Regions from separate parts of the Homo sapiens genome. Here region 2 is linked to region 1. The links are chromatin loops, found by intact Hi-C in ENCODE. Cell type or tissue: IMR-90. All regions are shown on one strand.

Evidence for each region. A loop is a pair of places that touch in the nucleus more often than their neighbours do. Peaks named below come from ENCODE experiments on the same cell type or tissue, not always from the same donor. Only the 100,000 strongest peaks of a DNase experiment are listed, where the experiment ranks them.
Region 2: it touches region 1 in a loop (2.6-fold over the local background); 4 of 110 quality-filtered maps call a loop at or near these places.

What each region holds. Positions count from the first base shown.
Region 1 is chr3:158,309,834-158,317,833 of GRCh38, reverse strand. The region is part of intron 5 of RSRC1 (arginine and serine rich coiled-coil 1); the gene reads right to left. Among named protein-coding and RNA genes, the nearest start is that of RSRC1, 200 kb to the right of the region's middle. In IMR-90, a CTCF peak has its summit at 4,322 (motif pointing right); no DNase peak of the experiment used is centred here.
Region 2 is chr3:158,518,851-158,526,850 of GRCh38, reverse strand. All of the region lies in intron 7 of RSRC1 (arginine and serine rich coiled-coil 1), which reads right to left. UC.134 (long non-coding RNA uc.134) reads right to left here and starts at 143. Exons shown (of 1, transcript NR_148407.1): 1 at 1-143. In IMR-90, no CTCF peak of the experiment used is centred here; a DNase peak (open chromatin) is centred at 3,910.

The DNA of each region.
Region 1 (8,000 bases):
AATCCCAGCACTTTGGGAGCCCAAGATGGGTGGACTGCTTGAGCTCAGGAATTTAAGACCAGCCTGGGCAACATGGTGAGACCCTGTCTCTACTTAAAATACAAAAAATTAGCCAGCCATGGTGGCATATGCCTCTGGTCTCACCTACTTGGGAGGCTGAGGTGGGAGGACTGCTTGAGCCCAGGGGCTGGAGGTTGCAGTGAGCCAACATCACACCACTGAACTCCTGCATGGGTGACAGAGTGAGACTCTGTCTCACAAATAAAATAAAATGTTTCTCATCATACTCTGAAAATTAAATACTGGCCAGGCACAGTGGCTCATGCCTGTAATACCAGCACTTTGGGAGGCCAAGGCGGGTGGATCACTTGAGCTCAGGAGTTCGAGATCATGCTGGGCAACATGGTGAAACCCTGAATCTACAAAAAAATACAAAAATTAGCTGGGCGTGGTGACATGCACTTGTGGTCCCAGCTACTCAGGAGGCTGAGGTAGGAGGATCGCTTGAGCCCACAAGGCAGAGTTTGCAGTGAGCCGAGATCACGCCACTATACTCCAGCCTGGAGGACAGAGTAAGACCCTGTCTCAAAATAAAAAACAAACAAACAAAATACCTAAGTACTAACATAAGCATATGAGCACCCCACTCATTATCAAGCAATTCAGTGCAATTTCAGTGCCATAATTGTGTTCATAGTTAGGCTTGGTGTCATGTGCTCTCCTCAAATGCTAGGGTTTGCTTTTAATGTATTCATAAGCAATGCCTAACTGCTGCTGAGGAGGCCTGTCCAAATGTCATGGCAATAGCCTTGCATCTACTGCTGCTGTACTCATGTTCAATATTCTGGCAGAAAGTGATTTTTACTGTAGCCAAAATTTGTGACTAAGGTATTTGCACTAAATAATAAATCTTTAATTTCTCAAGTTACATAGTAAATTGAAACTCTGTTATTTTTGCTAAGGTAAATTAAGCACTATTTGATTTAGGGCCAGAATTAAGGAAAAAACTGGGCTTATATGTCAATGCTTTGTTTGCACCAAGAGCAGGCCAAACAATGTCATAGCACATTTGTACAAAAATGAGAGATTCTGCCGGGCGCGTTGGCTCACGCCTGTAATCCCAGCACTTTGGGAGGCCGAGGCGGGCGGATCACAAGGTCAGGAGATCGAGACCATCCTGGCTAACACAGTGAAACCCCGTCTCTACTAAAAATACAAAAAATTAGCTGGGCGAGGTGGCGGGCGCCTGTAGTCCCAGCTACTCGGGAGGCTGAGGCAGGAGAATGGCGTGAACCCCGGGGGCGGAGCCTGCAGTGAGCCGAGATCGCGCCACTGCACTCCAGCCTGGGCGACAGCGAGACTCCGTCTCAAAAAAAAAAAAAAAAAAAAAAAAAATGAGAGATTCTGCAGTGGACTGATTAGAAAAAGCAGGTGGAAAAATGAGGCATATCACAGCAAACAGAGTAGGGAAGTACACATAAGACAGACTCAAAAAAGCAGAGCTACACTAACTCTTTCCATATTGGTATTTTAAGCTGACATTCTGCTGGTCTTTGCATACGCCAACTTGCAATGACTGCAACAGCCGTGAGCATAAAGGTAAACTGTCTAAGAATTGTTTGTTAAATACTTTCTTTTTATTATCAGCTTTTTTTTTTTTTTGAGACCGAGTCTCGCTCTGTTGTCCAGGCTGGCGTGCTGTGGCACCATCTTGGCTCACTGCAACCTCCACCTCCTGGGTTCAAGTGATTCTCGTGCCTCAGCCTCCCCAGTAGCTGGGATTACAGGTGCATGCCACCACGCCCAGCTAATTTTTTTATTTTTAGTGGAGACGGGGTTTCACCATGTTGGCCAGGCTGGTCTCAAACCCCTGGGCTCAAGAGATCCACCCACCTCAGCCTCCCAAAGCACTGGGATTGCAGGCGTGAGCCACCATGCCTGGCCTATTTTCAGCATTTTCGGTTGCATTATTAATGTAACTAAATCATCAAAATAATGGCTCAGTAACTAAAATAAGCTTATTATCAATATTTTCAAAATTAAAGTGATAATTACCATGACATAAATCTCCAAATCATTTAGGCAACATATAAAACATAAAACAAGCAAGTAAATCTGTCTAGTAATAAATCAAAATTTTGGAAATTCAATATAAATAAAACAACTCCTTCATTTAATTAAGATTGTTTAAATTATATTTCTTAAGGCCTATTTTCATTTATTTTGAAATTTTAATTTGTAAATCTAGCTAGATTTGTTTGAAAAATAATTTAGTATACTAAAATCATGGGCTCTGGAGCCTGCTTGGTCTAGGTTTGAGTTGCACAGCTGACATCTATAAGCTGTGGGATCTTGAACAAATCATATAGCCTATCTCTTTCTTAGTTTCCTTATCTGTAAAATGGAGATAAGAGTAGCACCAAAAATTCCACCATAATTTTTTAAGTGAGATCCAAAAAATTAGGAGTATGAGCTTTGGAGCCATACTTCTTGGATTTTTTACCTGAATTTCCCTTCTCCTCCTGTGTGTTACTACAAGGTTTTATTAAGCCTATCTCATAATGTTGTTGCTATAAAGACTAGATGAGTGTCTGTGTGTGCATATATGTGCATGTACTCCAACCATCCATCCATGTAACCATCCATTCAAAGTGCCTTCATTATTAGTATTATGGGTTTACAGTTGTAAGCACAACAGTAAAGAGTTTACATTTGGTTTCATATATGCACATTAAGTAACATTTTGACACAGTATCAGAGTCTAAAAGGCAATGAGGAGCAAACATAATTTTTTTTTTTTTTGAGACAAAGTCTCACTCTGTTGCCCAGGCTGGATTGCAGTGGCACAATCTTGGCTCACGGCAACCTCTGCCTCCCAGGTTCAAACAATTCTCCTGCCTCAGCCTCCTCTATAGCTGGGATTACAAGCATTTGCCACCACGCTCGGCTGATTTTTGTATTTTTAGTAGAGACGGGGTTTCACCATTTTGGTTTCACCATTGGTTTCACCAGGCTGGTCTCGAACTTTACTCATATATGACTAAAATATAAGACACTACATTTTTTAAATTATATTGTTACCATCCTGTATATCTTAAACTATGTTTATTTTAACCATACCGGAAAACACACTATTTCTGAAACTCCTTAGAGCAGTGGCAGTTTGACAATACAGCAAGGTTTCCTAATATTTTGGTGGCCTACCCTCATGACACATTTTCTTTGTCTATCTAGAAAGCACTGTAGCACTAAACTATACATGCTGACAGGATAACAATTGCTAGTCAGAGGACTACTTGACACCTGCTAAATCCAGCATAGCTTTATTTCTGCTTATTAAATTTAACTGTTTAGCATATTTTCATTTAACATGTGAAAATACTGTTGCAGAAGAAACAGTATCAGTGAATGAAGTAAAAAAAAAAAAAAGAATTTTTTTTCGGTTGGGCACAGTGACTCACACCTGTAATCCCAGCACTCTGGGAGGCCGAGGTGGGTGGATCACCTGAGGTCAGGAGTTCGAGACCAGCCTGGCCAACATGGCGAAACCCTGTCTCTACTAAAAAAGTACAGAAATTAGCCAGGCGTGGTGGCAGGCACCTGTAATCTCAGCTACTCAGGAGGTTGAGGCAGGAGAATAGCTTGAATCAGGGAGGCAGAGATTGCGGTGAGCTGAGATCGTGCCACTGCACTCCAGCCTGGGTAACAAGAGTGAGATTCCGTCTAACAACAACAACAACAACAACAACAATTTTCAATAATGTGGCACAAGTTACTCGTAACAAACAGGACTGCTACCTTTCTTATCCAGGTGTGGATTCCTATTAAAAGACAATTTTCATGGTTTAGAGATATTTTGTGTTTAGAGATCTTTTTTGTCTCACCTTTATGGTTCTGTAAAAACTTTAAATGTTTTTGGAAATAAAATGCTATCTAAATCACAAAGTACTAATTAGTTTTTAAAGAAGGATAGGAGTGAATATTCATTTGCATTTTGGCTTAGTCTTTTTCTATCGAATAATACAGCCATAATAATTTCTTTAGAAATGAGCTGGGATATAAATAAATAATAAAAGCAAATGCTGATGATACACATTTTCTGTTACTGTGTCAAGACACAACATCGTTCTCCTTTGTTGGCATATTTGATTAAATTACTTCATTTATTTTTGCCATGCATGAGATAGTTTTTGTGTAAATTTATGAAAAAATTTTCATACGTGTGCCTTCCTTAAAATGTTTCATTAATGCTCTATGCTCAATTCTGGATATAACAGTGGATACACTTTGGATTACAGCCAATAGATGGCACTGCTCTCACTAGGTAGCAAAGACCACATAAAGGTCTCATTACAGGCACAAATTATTAAGACTAAATATCTGCTCAAATCTGAATTTTTCATGATGAGAGACACATATTAAAACATAATAAATATTTAAAAATCTATGCTTAATAGTTACTGAATAAGAGAGGCCAATTTAAGGCAACCAATTTACTTATTTACCTAAAAACATTTATTGAGTGCCTACTATCACTAGGCACTACAGATATAAAAATGAATAAGATATTTCCTGGTCTCAAGTAATTACACAATAATATGGTTAAGTAATATTAGTAATGGAGATGGTCACAGAGAAGTACGGGGGCTCATCCTGGGGATGGGATGGATCAGTGAAAGCTTTTTACAAAGGAGATGATGCATGAGCTAGTAACCAAGGGGTGAGGGGAGGGGGGAGGTTGTTGGTATACCATATTTTGAACAAAGGGAAAAGCAACAGCAAGGACTAGAATATAAGAAATAGCATAAAAGCATAATGTGGAAAGTATGACTCAGAACATGTCAAGATATAAACCTGTTAGGTTTATATCTCTGTTAGGAGAGCTCTAAATCACTCAGAAGGTATGCTATCTTTTAAGAAATTTGGACTTCATCCTTCATGAAGACTGGAGGTAGGAATCAAACACAGTGGCTGTTGTGGGTAGTCCAGGCAGCAAGCACTAAAGCTTTAACCAGAGCAGTGGCAATAAAGGGTGGAGAGGAAGACATGGTTTTGAGAAATATTTAGGGGATAAGTGTTAGCAAGATATGGTATTTCAGTGTATGTGGGAGATTAGGGATGAGAACCAAGGCTGACACTCAAGATAAGATATTTCTAAGGTCCTTTTGAAATGCCACTGATAATTTCTTACTGATTATTCTTTTAATTGCTATTACATAAAGTAAGTTGCTGTCCTGCTGTTATCCATCCAATCTTTATTCTTTCATAGCACTCTGCACTTTTCCTTCTAAAAACTTATAATTTACAAGAATTACAGCACAATATGCTTGTTATATATTTATTTGGCACCTGCTTCTTCTATTTATTAAATTACACTTCATAAGGACAGAGTCATCTCTCCTGATCTGGTTCATCATTCCATATCTATCACCTAGCCTGATAAATAACTGACACTCAACAAATATTTGTTGAAGAAACACATATTTCTGAAGTTCCAAGATCTACTCATGCTCTGCTTGGCTGATAACTTTCTATAAGGATCAAACACTACTTAAGGCCACATTTGGTAATACCCACAAGAGATGCTGCCTATTCATTAAGTACTTTAGCTTTTTTCAGTGACAGCTTTTCTCACCAGAGTAGGAATGAGTCTTTTGCACATGTCAAGTTAGAAGCTATTTTAGAGTATAATAGGTGCTCTCTGCTCGTGTCAGCTTTCTCAGGGACAACAACCAAAATAACACTCTATAAAACCAAGAAATGTGCTCCTTCACCTTCTGAGTCTTGCCAGGGTTTCTACCATGTCCACTTGCTTTTCCTTCTCTCATGGATATTAATTTACTCTTATGGATTAATACTCTTTCTCAATGCTACCTTAAAATATCACAGTGGTTGGTCAATTCTCTGAAGCTTAACTATCTTTTAAAGAAAAAAATTTCCCCACTCTCATATTTTTATTTTTTTTGGTTTACTGAGGTCTAACTGACACATAAAAATTATATACATTTAAAGTATACAATGTGATGTTTTGATATATGTATACACTGTGAAATAATTGCCATAATCAAACTAATTAACATATCTATTACCTTATATATTTACCTTTTTTGTGGTAAGAGTATTTAAGATCTACTCTCTTAGCAATTTTCAAGTATAAAACACAGTATCATTAACTCTAGTCACCATGCTGTACATTAGATTTCCAGAATTTGTTCATCCTGGGTAACTGAAACTTTGTACTCTTACAGTATGTGTGTAGAGGAAAAGGGGAGTAGGGAGGGCTGTATTTTTTAAAAAACACCCAAGGTTTCCAGCAATTTTCTCTGTGTCAGTTTCTTTGGAATTTCAAGGAAAAAATGAAATAGATGAAAGGAAATAAAAATATTAATTTTTAAATCTAAATATTAAAGGCTGGATTTAAAAATTAGATTATACATCTATTCATAATAAATATTTATTTGAAGAATACGCTGTTCTGGAGCATTTAAAATATTCATCCAATAAATGAAAAAAATTAGCATATACTTTTTACAACCGATATACCAGGTGCTAAGGGACTATATAAGCAGTACAAACATGAGTTTAACCGTAAGGAATTCATAGTTTAATATGGTAGGTAAGATATAGATATAATAATGAGCATAAAGTATTCTAATTCTTAACACTGTTAGAGAGGTACTGTAAGTTGGTATGGTAGTTCAGTATAGGGAATGATTAATTTTGATTGGAGATATAAGAAAGACATATCAATGACATATCAATGACTGACAAAAGCAAGCACGTGTATTTTAATAAGTGCCACTTTTGTCACTGTAAAATTTCTTCTTGAAATACACATTTATTTAGAAACTGACAAACGAGGAGAGTAGATTAGTATAAACATTTTATAAATTGTAACAAAGGTGATTGAGTGAATGAAGGAGGGAAGAAAGAAGTAATATTGGCATTGCATTAAAAGTGATGTTACAGAAATTTCATTGTAAATTTTGACATATGAGTACCATGTATCTGGGAATAACAATTTATGAGACATTTTAGCAATTACCTTTTAAGATACTTCAAAATTTTCTAAACTACATTACTTTATATTTAATGTTTATATAACATTCTTTAAATGGAAATCAGGTGTTCCTCAACTAGTATTGATTTGTGTTATTTTAAAACATATTTTTAAAAGTTGCTTCTCTAAATTTATCAAACTCTCAGAATATGCTACACTTAACTTTAGAATAAACCTGGATACAGCTAACCATGTTACATTTGTTATTTACAGTTAGTACTTGATTACAACTCCCTTAAAGGTAACACACAAAAGCTATGTAATCAAGATTTGTATTCGTTCCTGCGAAAAACCAAATAACATAATTAATTTTTGAATAAACCAATTTAAAAAATTGAACTTAGGTTTATTGTTATGTAGGAAATATTGTGATTAAAGTTTGATGATTACATTTAAAGCATTTATTTTGCTAAATTCTAAAAGAGCCTTCCCCAAAAGTTGAAAGCAATCCATTTACAATTGACTCTCTCTTCACCTCAATAAGATAGCAAAGCAAAGACAACGATTACAAGGGGAGAAAGATTAAATATTTAGTCAATTATGAAAAATATGCTAAATTTTTCTAAGAAAAAAGTAAGGTGCTTTTCAAATTAAGTAAGGTATTTATATAATATCTTATATAAATAAAGTGCTTTTTAAGTGAAGTAAGGTATTTATAAGCATATCTTACCTACTATATTAGACTATAAATTCCTTAAAGATAAATCCATTATACATCCATTATAGTATCTTACCATCTAACTTGTATGCAGTACATGCTAAGTTTTTTAAATCTACTCCTATGGTTTAATACACTTTCTCAAGGTTACCTTAAAATATCATGGTAGCTAAATATCTTAAATGCTACAGAATAGTTTATTTTTAATGATATTTTAACATATTTACCAAAGATATAATCTACATGAACTTAATAGTAACCTGACTACAACTGACATGATGG
Region 2 (8,000 bases), 210 kb before region 1:
GTTCTTTTGTGATGTCAGAAGCAAATGGATACCTAACATAATTGTATTTGAACATTAGTCAGTATAAAGTTATGAGTTCTAATGTCTCTTCTTGTAAGCATATTATGTTTCGGCTCATAAGCTTAGAGAAAATAGTCTATGGCCCCATGTGCCTTAATTTCTCTGAACAGAGCCAATAAAAACACTGGGGTTCAGAAATAGGAAATTAATTTAGTTAACATGTATTTATGCCAGGTGCTAGGCTAGGTGTTGGAGATTTCTGGTTGAGATTTCCAGTTGCTCTCTCAGAGTTCATTGGCAAATCAAACTAATTCTTATTTAGAACTTTTATCTGCAAGCAGTTAAGATCTGACTATACAGTGGGTAGGAACAGGGATTTGTTGTGTTTGCAAGTGCCTTAGCATGTTTCACTTGATCCTAATTTTTGGTAATACGTAATATACTCATTTCTAAGTTTAAGATATACTATTAGAGCTAGATTTTGGATATGAAACCAAGTCTTAGTACTTCAAACATCCTCTACGCTTCCCATTGCACTAGGCTGCTCTGTAGCCTTTCAATCTTTGATAACCTTACATGATTAATAGTTATGATTTTACGTGCTTATTTTATCAATTTTATGTACAACTTTGATCCTTTAAACAGAGGTGGGGTAGGGAGGATGGTAGAAGATGTGAGATGATGTTAATTTCTCTTTTCTAAAAGCAGAGTATTTTGCTATATCAATAATGAAGTGCATCATATAAAATCATAAGGTTTAAAGAAACCACCAAATACTTCAAATTGCACTTACAATATTAGCTTTACTGAAGTATAATTTATCTATAACTGTGCCTATCAAAGCATACAATTTGGTGAGTTTTGGTACATGTTAATTCTGTGTTACCACTACAACAATCAATATATAGAACATGTCCATTGTTACCAAGAATTTTCTTGTGTCTCTCTGTAGTCAATTTCTATCTCTACCCTGACCCCCAGACAACCACAGATCTGCTTCCTGCCACTTTAGATTAGTCTGCATTTTCTAGACTTCCATATAAATTGCATACTCTTTTATATCTGATGTCTTTCACTCAGCATAACGTTTCTGAGATAAATCCATGTTGTTGGGTACATCTGTGGTAATGCTAGTAGAATTCTATTATATGAATATCTGCAATTTTTAAAATCTATTCACCTGCAGATGAACATTTGGGTTGTTTCCAGGTTCTGGCTTTTGAGAATAAGGTTGCTATAACATTCATGTACAACTCTTTGTGTGAACATGTTTTTATTTCTCTTGGATAGTAAATACTGCCCTAGTACTGAAATAGTTGGGTTGTATGGTAGACATATGTTTAACTTTGTAAGACACTGCCAAACTGATTTCCAAAGTGGTTATACCATTTTATGTTCCCAACAGCAGTGTAGAAGAGTACTGGTGCTCTACATCTTCATCAACAGTTGGCGTTATCAGATTTTTAACTCACAGCCATTCTAATTGGTGTAATGTATTTCACTGCTGTTTTAATTTGCATTTCTCTGATGACTAATGATATTCAGCATTTTCTTCATAAGATTATTGGCCATCCTTTCTTTTCTGAATGATCTGTTGAAATCTTTTCTTCATTGTTTAATTGGTTGTTTGTCTTATTGAGTTATGAGTTCTTTATATATACGGAATTGAAGTCCTTTGTTAATACATATTGCTAATATTTGCTTCCATTCTATGACTTGCCTTTTTGTTTCTTAATGGTATCTTTCAAAGAATAAAACTTTTTAAGTTTAAGGAAGTATAATCTATCATTTTAAAAAATGGTTTGTGCTTTTTGTGTCTTATCCAAAAAATCTTTGCATACTCAAGGCTGCAAAAATTTTCTTCTAGAAGTTCTATAGTTTTAGCTTTTATAATTAGGTTTATAATACATTTCAAGCTAATTCTTATGGGTCCCGCATTTTTCTGCTGTGAAACTAAAGCTAATTCTTATGTATGATGTGAGGTAAGGGTCAATGTTTCTTTTCCTCAGTAAGAATATCCAGTTTTTTCAGTCGCATTTGTTGAAAGACTTTCCTTTCCCAATTGAATTGCCTTGGTAGTTTTGTTGAAAATTAATTGATCATATACATGAGGGTTGAGCAAGGTCTCTCTACCCTGCTCCATTGTTCTATATAAGGGGTCTTAAAAAGTTCATGGAAAATGTACATTATAGAAAAACGGTATGGATTTCAATTTTGTCTGCACCAAAATAAACTTGAATTAACTCGTCATAACATGTCTGAACAGGATCTAGTTTGAGGGACTAAGAAGGGTAAGACATCAGTTTGAAAAGAATCCTTATCAGAATATGAATTCTGCAAAGATTGAAGCAAGAACAAACATTAAATTTATAATGAAGCTTGGGTGAAAGAATGGTGAAATCATTGATGCCTTATGATAAGTTTATGTGGACAATGCCCCAAAGAAATCAGCAGCTTACAAATCGTTTTAAGAAGGGATGAGATGATATTGAAGGTGAAGCCTGCAGCAGCAGACCAGGCACATAAATTCGCAAGGAAAAAATTCATCTTAATTGTGCCCTAATTGAAGAGGACTGATAATTAACAACACAAATAGCCAACACCACAGCCTAAACCACAATTCAATTGGTTTAGCTTATGTAATTCTGACTGAAAAATTAAAGTTAAGCAAACTTTCCAATTGATGGGTGCCAAAAATGTTGTGCCCAGATGAGCTGCAGACAAGAGCAGAGATTTCAATGAAAATTACTAACAGGTGAGATGAAATTCTTCAAAGAATTGTAACAGAGGTGAAACATGGCTTTGCCAGTATGATGCTGAAGACAAAGCACAATCAAAGCAATGGCAACCAGGAGGAAGTGGTCCAGTCTAATCAAAAGCAGACTGGTGAAGAGCAAAGGTCATGGCAACACGTTTTTGGGATGCTCAAGGCATTTTCTTGTTAGCTTTCTGGAGGGCCAAAGAACAATACTTATTGAGAATACTTTAAGAAAATTGGCCAAAGCTTTAGCAGGAAAATGTCTGGGAAAGCTTCACCAGAGAGTCCTTCCCCACTATGACCATGCTCCTGCTCATTCCTCTCATCAAACATGGGCAATTTTGTGAGAGTTTTGATGGGAAATCATTAGGCATCCACATTACTGCCCTGATTTGGCTCCTTCTGACTTCTTTTTGTTTCCTAATCATAAAAAATCTTAAAAGGCACCCATTCGTCTTCAGTTAATAATGTAAAAAAGACTTCATTAACATAGTTAAATTCCTAGGACCCTCAGTGTTTTAGGGTTGAACTAAATGGCTGGTATCATTGCTTACAAAAGTGTCTAGACCTTGATGGAGCTTCCATTGAGAGATAAGGTTTATATTTTTTATCTTTTAATTCAATTTCCATGAACTTTTAAAAGTTCCCTCATATGTCTATCCCTATAGTAATATATAGTCTTGATTACTGTAATTTTATACAGTAAGTCTTAAAACAGGGAGTATAGACATCTAACTTTTCTTTTTAAAAATTGCTTTAATTATTCAAGGTTGTTTTCATTTCATGTAAAACTGATTCTGAGTAGAAACTCTGCTCCTACTACTTTATGTTGAGATTTAGCATTAGGATGCAAAGTATTATATATAATAAGATTTAAGTTCAGAAATAAGTTGAAATACAAATGATTAATAAGAGACTTTTCATAGTTTGCTAGGTACAACACTTAAAAAATGCCTATCACTTAAACCAACTTTAAAAATAGTGTCTGGAAATGGATCAATTTATAAAAATGTTATTGCTCACAAATAGATACTGCTATTGCAAATCTTTATTTCTTCTGATTTTAGAGCCAAAAGTTGAGTCATGTTCATGTTACTTTATAAAGTAGTTGCCACATAAGGACATAATGGTCTAAATGACTAAAAACAATGTTGATGCCAAGTTTTTTCTTTTTTGGTCAATGAGTGTAGGCTGGAAAATGTATTCAGGTGTCACTGATGACAGAAAAATCAAAAAGGAGAATAAAGAATGAATGACTAATAGAGAAGGCAACTTTTCAGGGACTTTAAAGAACTTAGGGTGAGCATATATATTTAAGAGTCTGAACCATGAGGGAAAATTCTAACTGTCCAGGGAAAAAAAATGAAGCATGGAGAGATCTCAAATCAAATGGATGAATAATCTGCACTCCTCAAACCATTATTTAAGAAGTAATATACATAAGTATACTAAACTGTGTTCTGAAATCTGCAATTATAATCTCCTTTCCATTTGGTCGTCATTTTGACGCTACTTTATCCTCAATTCAGCTTTTTCTTTCAAAGAAATGCAAATAATATTCTTGGCTTTTAATCAAGACAAGCCCTAAATGCCATATTATCTTTATCATGAAAGTAGGGTACAGCTGGATGCAGCGGCTCATGCCTGTAATCTTAGTGTTTGGAAGGCTGTGGTGGAAGAATCACTTGAGCCCAGGAATTCAAGGCTGCAGTGAGCCGTGATTGTGCCACTGCATTCTAGCCAGGATGACAGAGTGAAACCTGTCTCAAAGGGGAGAAAAAAAAAGTAAAGTAGGCCTTGTGTGTTTTTGTATGTTGAAATACAGTTGGCCAAGCTGTATCAAGGAATATATATGATTATTATTTATTGCTGCTTATTTTGGAGAAGACTGAAATCTTCACAATGTTATGAAAATTATATGATAATAAGACCTATGAATTCTATGCAAAGCTAATTTTTTCAATTAAAATATTCTGGTGAGACAGCTTAATTATTTCATTTAAAAAATTCTACTTCAAGAAAAAAAAGAGTAGCAAACTTTTCAGCTGGAAATCTCAATCAATAACGATCCTACCCTTTATAAAAACAGAGAAAAGTTTCTATATTTTAATGTAATTCTAATACATTATCATATCAATAAAGCAAATCATTCTAGTCCCCACATTTGCTAGATTAAACTGAGACATATATAGAGCCATTCAGATATAGGAAGCATAGCATAAACAAATAAATAAAGGAATTAACAAATGGGAAGTGAGATTATATATTTTAGCCCATTCCTCAGCACCTTTGAAGGAAATCAGCTATAGGAACAATATTATTATTAACCATTAATTTGTTTTTACTAAGTGTTTTTTCATGACAAATACAATGCTTTAAGTCATAAAATTGCAATATAATAAGGCAACTCCAGCTCTATTTACAAGTGAAGTAAGTGACTGTGAATATTAGTGCTCTAAGTTCTAGCTTCACAACTAATGATATAATCTTAGGCAAGTCTTCCCATTAAATTTACATCCTTTTTTTGAGTAAAGATATGGTGTATACTAAAGTGCAAATATGATCTCTGGGCAGAGGTGGCATTTCAGCAGAGGTGAGTTTGTTATTTCATAGAAGAAAACAGGGCCCTGCAACATTGAAAAACTTGGACAAATGAAAAATCCAGAGGATGAGGAACTAATGGAAAGATCAGGATTGTGTGGGTGCTAAACCCTGGGGATAAGGCAGGACAAGGGGTTCCGAAGATGTGGGCAGTAGAAGGAAGGAGAGTAAAGAGACAACAAATAGAACATGTACAACAGTCTTGAACTTCACATGGAGATCTGCTGGTGACTAGCGTGGGATGACAGTGGCTCTAGGGCATAATCTCTAACCATAACAACATAATTTCTAAGCAATCTATTAATATTTCACTTATTTTAATTCTTATGGAGTCATAACATTAACTACCACCAATAGGTGACTAGTCTTCTAAAAATATGTGATCTTCGGGAATGGAGAGATGGTAGTGGCAATCATTCTGTTATGTCTCAAAATTTGGGCAGAAAATGTATTAATCCATACAGATGGAGAAATCTGCAAACCTCTTAGGTATGTTTACCAGTTTGTAGTATCTGTAACTACATAACCAGGGAATAACCAGGGAATTCTAGTTATGTTAGATAAGCATGCCATTTCAATCCAAGCAAAAAATATGGGAATAAAATTCCAACCCATGAAGACTAAGACTGATTATAAATAAAAATTTTATATATACCCACATACATAGACATGCATAACACACTTCTAGGTCTACTTAAACTCATTTAATAATCACAAAACTATCACATAACAATGTTAGCAATAAACATAAACCTTTGAAAATGAAACCACTGCAAATCCACAATTAATTTGAAACATTTCAAGAAGAGTTTTTACAGGCTGACTCAGGGCTTGATCCTGTCAGCCAGATGGACATAGGAGGTCAATATTCCAGAAGCAATAAGACAGTGATTAGGCAGACAGTAAAAACAATTCCCTGGAATCAATTACTGTCCAACACATCAGAAAGTCATTTGACCCAAATACTCAGGAAATGGATTTAAAAGATAATTTTCAGTGTCTCTTTGCTGCCCATTTCTCAAAGTCTTCTATAGTAAACACATTCAAAAAGCCAAGTACTACCTTAAATAATCTCTGACTGCAAATAGTCTGTTCAAAAGTGATGACTACAAGAAGGATTCTTCTAAATAAGACAAGTTTAATTGTTCCTCCATGTGCTGATTGCTAGGAGAACATATTTATTTCTTTGTGTCTGTCTAGTCAGAGACACTGTGAAGCTGTAAGCTTTAAGAAAACCTGATCTTGTCCAAAAGGTTATCAACCACTCTGAAATTCTGCTACAAAATAGAATGGGCCAATTTAATTTTCCAAATTAAATTTGGAAAAGTGGAAGATACTTGTTTACCTCTCATAAGAATTTCTAGAGAGTATTTAAAAACTACCTTTGACTGTCCTTGAAACTACTCAAGGCTGACCTTAATAGAAGGATTCTATTTCTATTTCTTCTCCAGTCCGTCATTCAACAGAAGTGACCACTTCTTCATTCCTGAAACTTTTTTTTCATTTGGCTTCCATGACATCATACACTTCTGGTTTTCCTTTTCCTCACTGGTCACAATTCCTCATTTTTCTCTACTGGCACCTCTAACATTAGAGTACTCCAAGGCTCAATGTAGGCTCCTTTCTCTTCTTTATCTATATTCTCTCTCTAGGTAACATATAGTTATAAACACCATTTGTAGGCTGGTGACCCTCAAATCTTTAGCTCTAGCCTTAACATCTTTCCCAAACTTTAGACTCATATGCCACATCTTCAATTCTTCTCTCTCACCCCTTAAATTCAAAGCATCACTTTTAATTGGCCTCTTAACTCATTTAGAATAAAGTTTACATTTTATGCTCTTACTTACGAAGGCTGGTATAATCTGGCTCCTGCTAAACTCTTTAACCAAATCTCTACCCCTTGCCAAACTGGCCTTCTTCAGGGTTCTTAAGCATTTGAAATTTATTTTTTAGCTTATAATCTTTACAGAAGGTGTTTCCTCCATCTAGAATGCTCTTTGGGTGGCAAGTCCCTCCTTGTTATTCAGATTTTAGCTTAAATGTCAGCTCCTTAGGGAGACCTTCCCAGAGCACTCAGTCTGAACTAGCCACTGGTCCCTTTCTAGCACAAGAGATAGTAAAGAAAACACTGGTCACTCTCTAATACGAGAGAGTAGAGAAACCGCTGGTCACTCTAATGTAAGAGAGTAAAGAAACCAGTTACTTGTGAGGCTATTACAGAAGTCCGGGCAAGAAATGGTGAACACCCAGACCAGGGTTAGCACAGGAGATAAAGATATTTGGGATGTAGAATTAACAAAAATTTGTGGAAGGTAAAAGAATTATGAAAATAAAGGCTGATTTCCAACTTTCTGGATCAAGCAACCAGATAAATGATGGTTCATTCATTACAACGAGAAAGACCTGAATGGGTGTAGTTGAGTTCAGTTTTGAAGATGATAACTTTGAGATGACTATATGTTAAAACAAAAAAAAAGTCTTCAAGTCTGGAGTTCGGAAGAGAGAGCCTGTACTTCAGATAAAAATTTGGAAGTAATAAGTATACATATTCACACTAGTGAAAAATGATAAATTCACCTGAGATAGAAAAGAAAAAGACTGAGTTCCTGTAAACAACACTTGGAAATCAAGAAGAAGA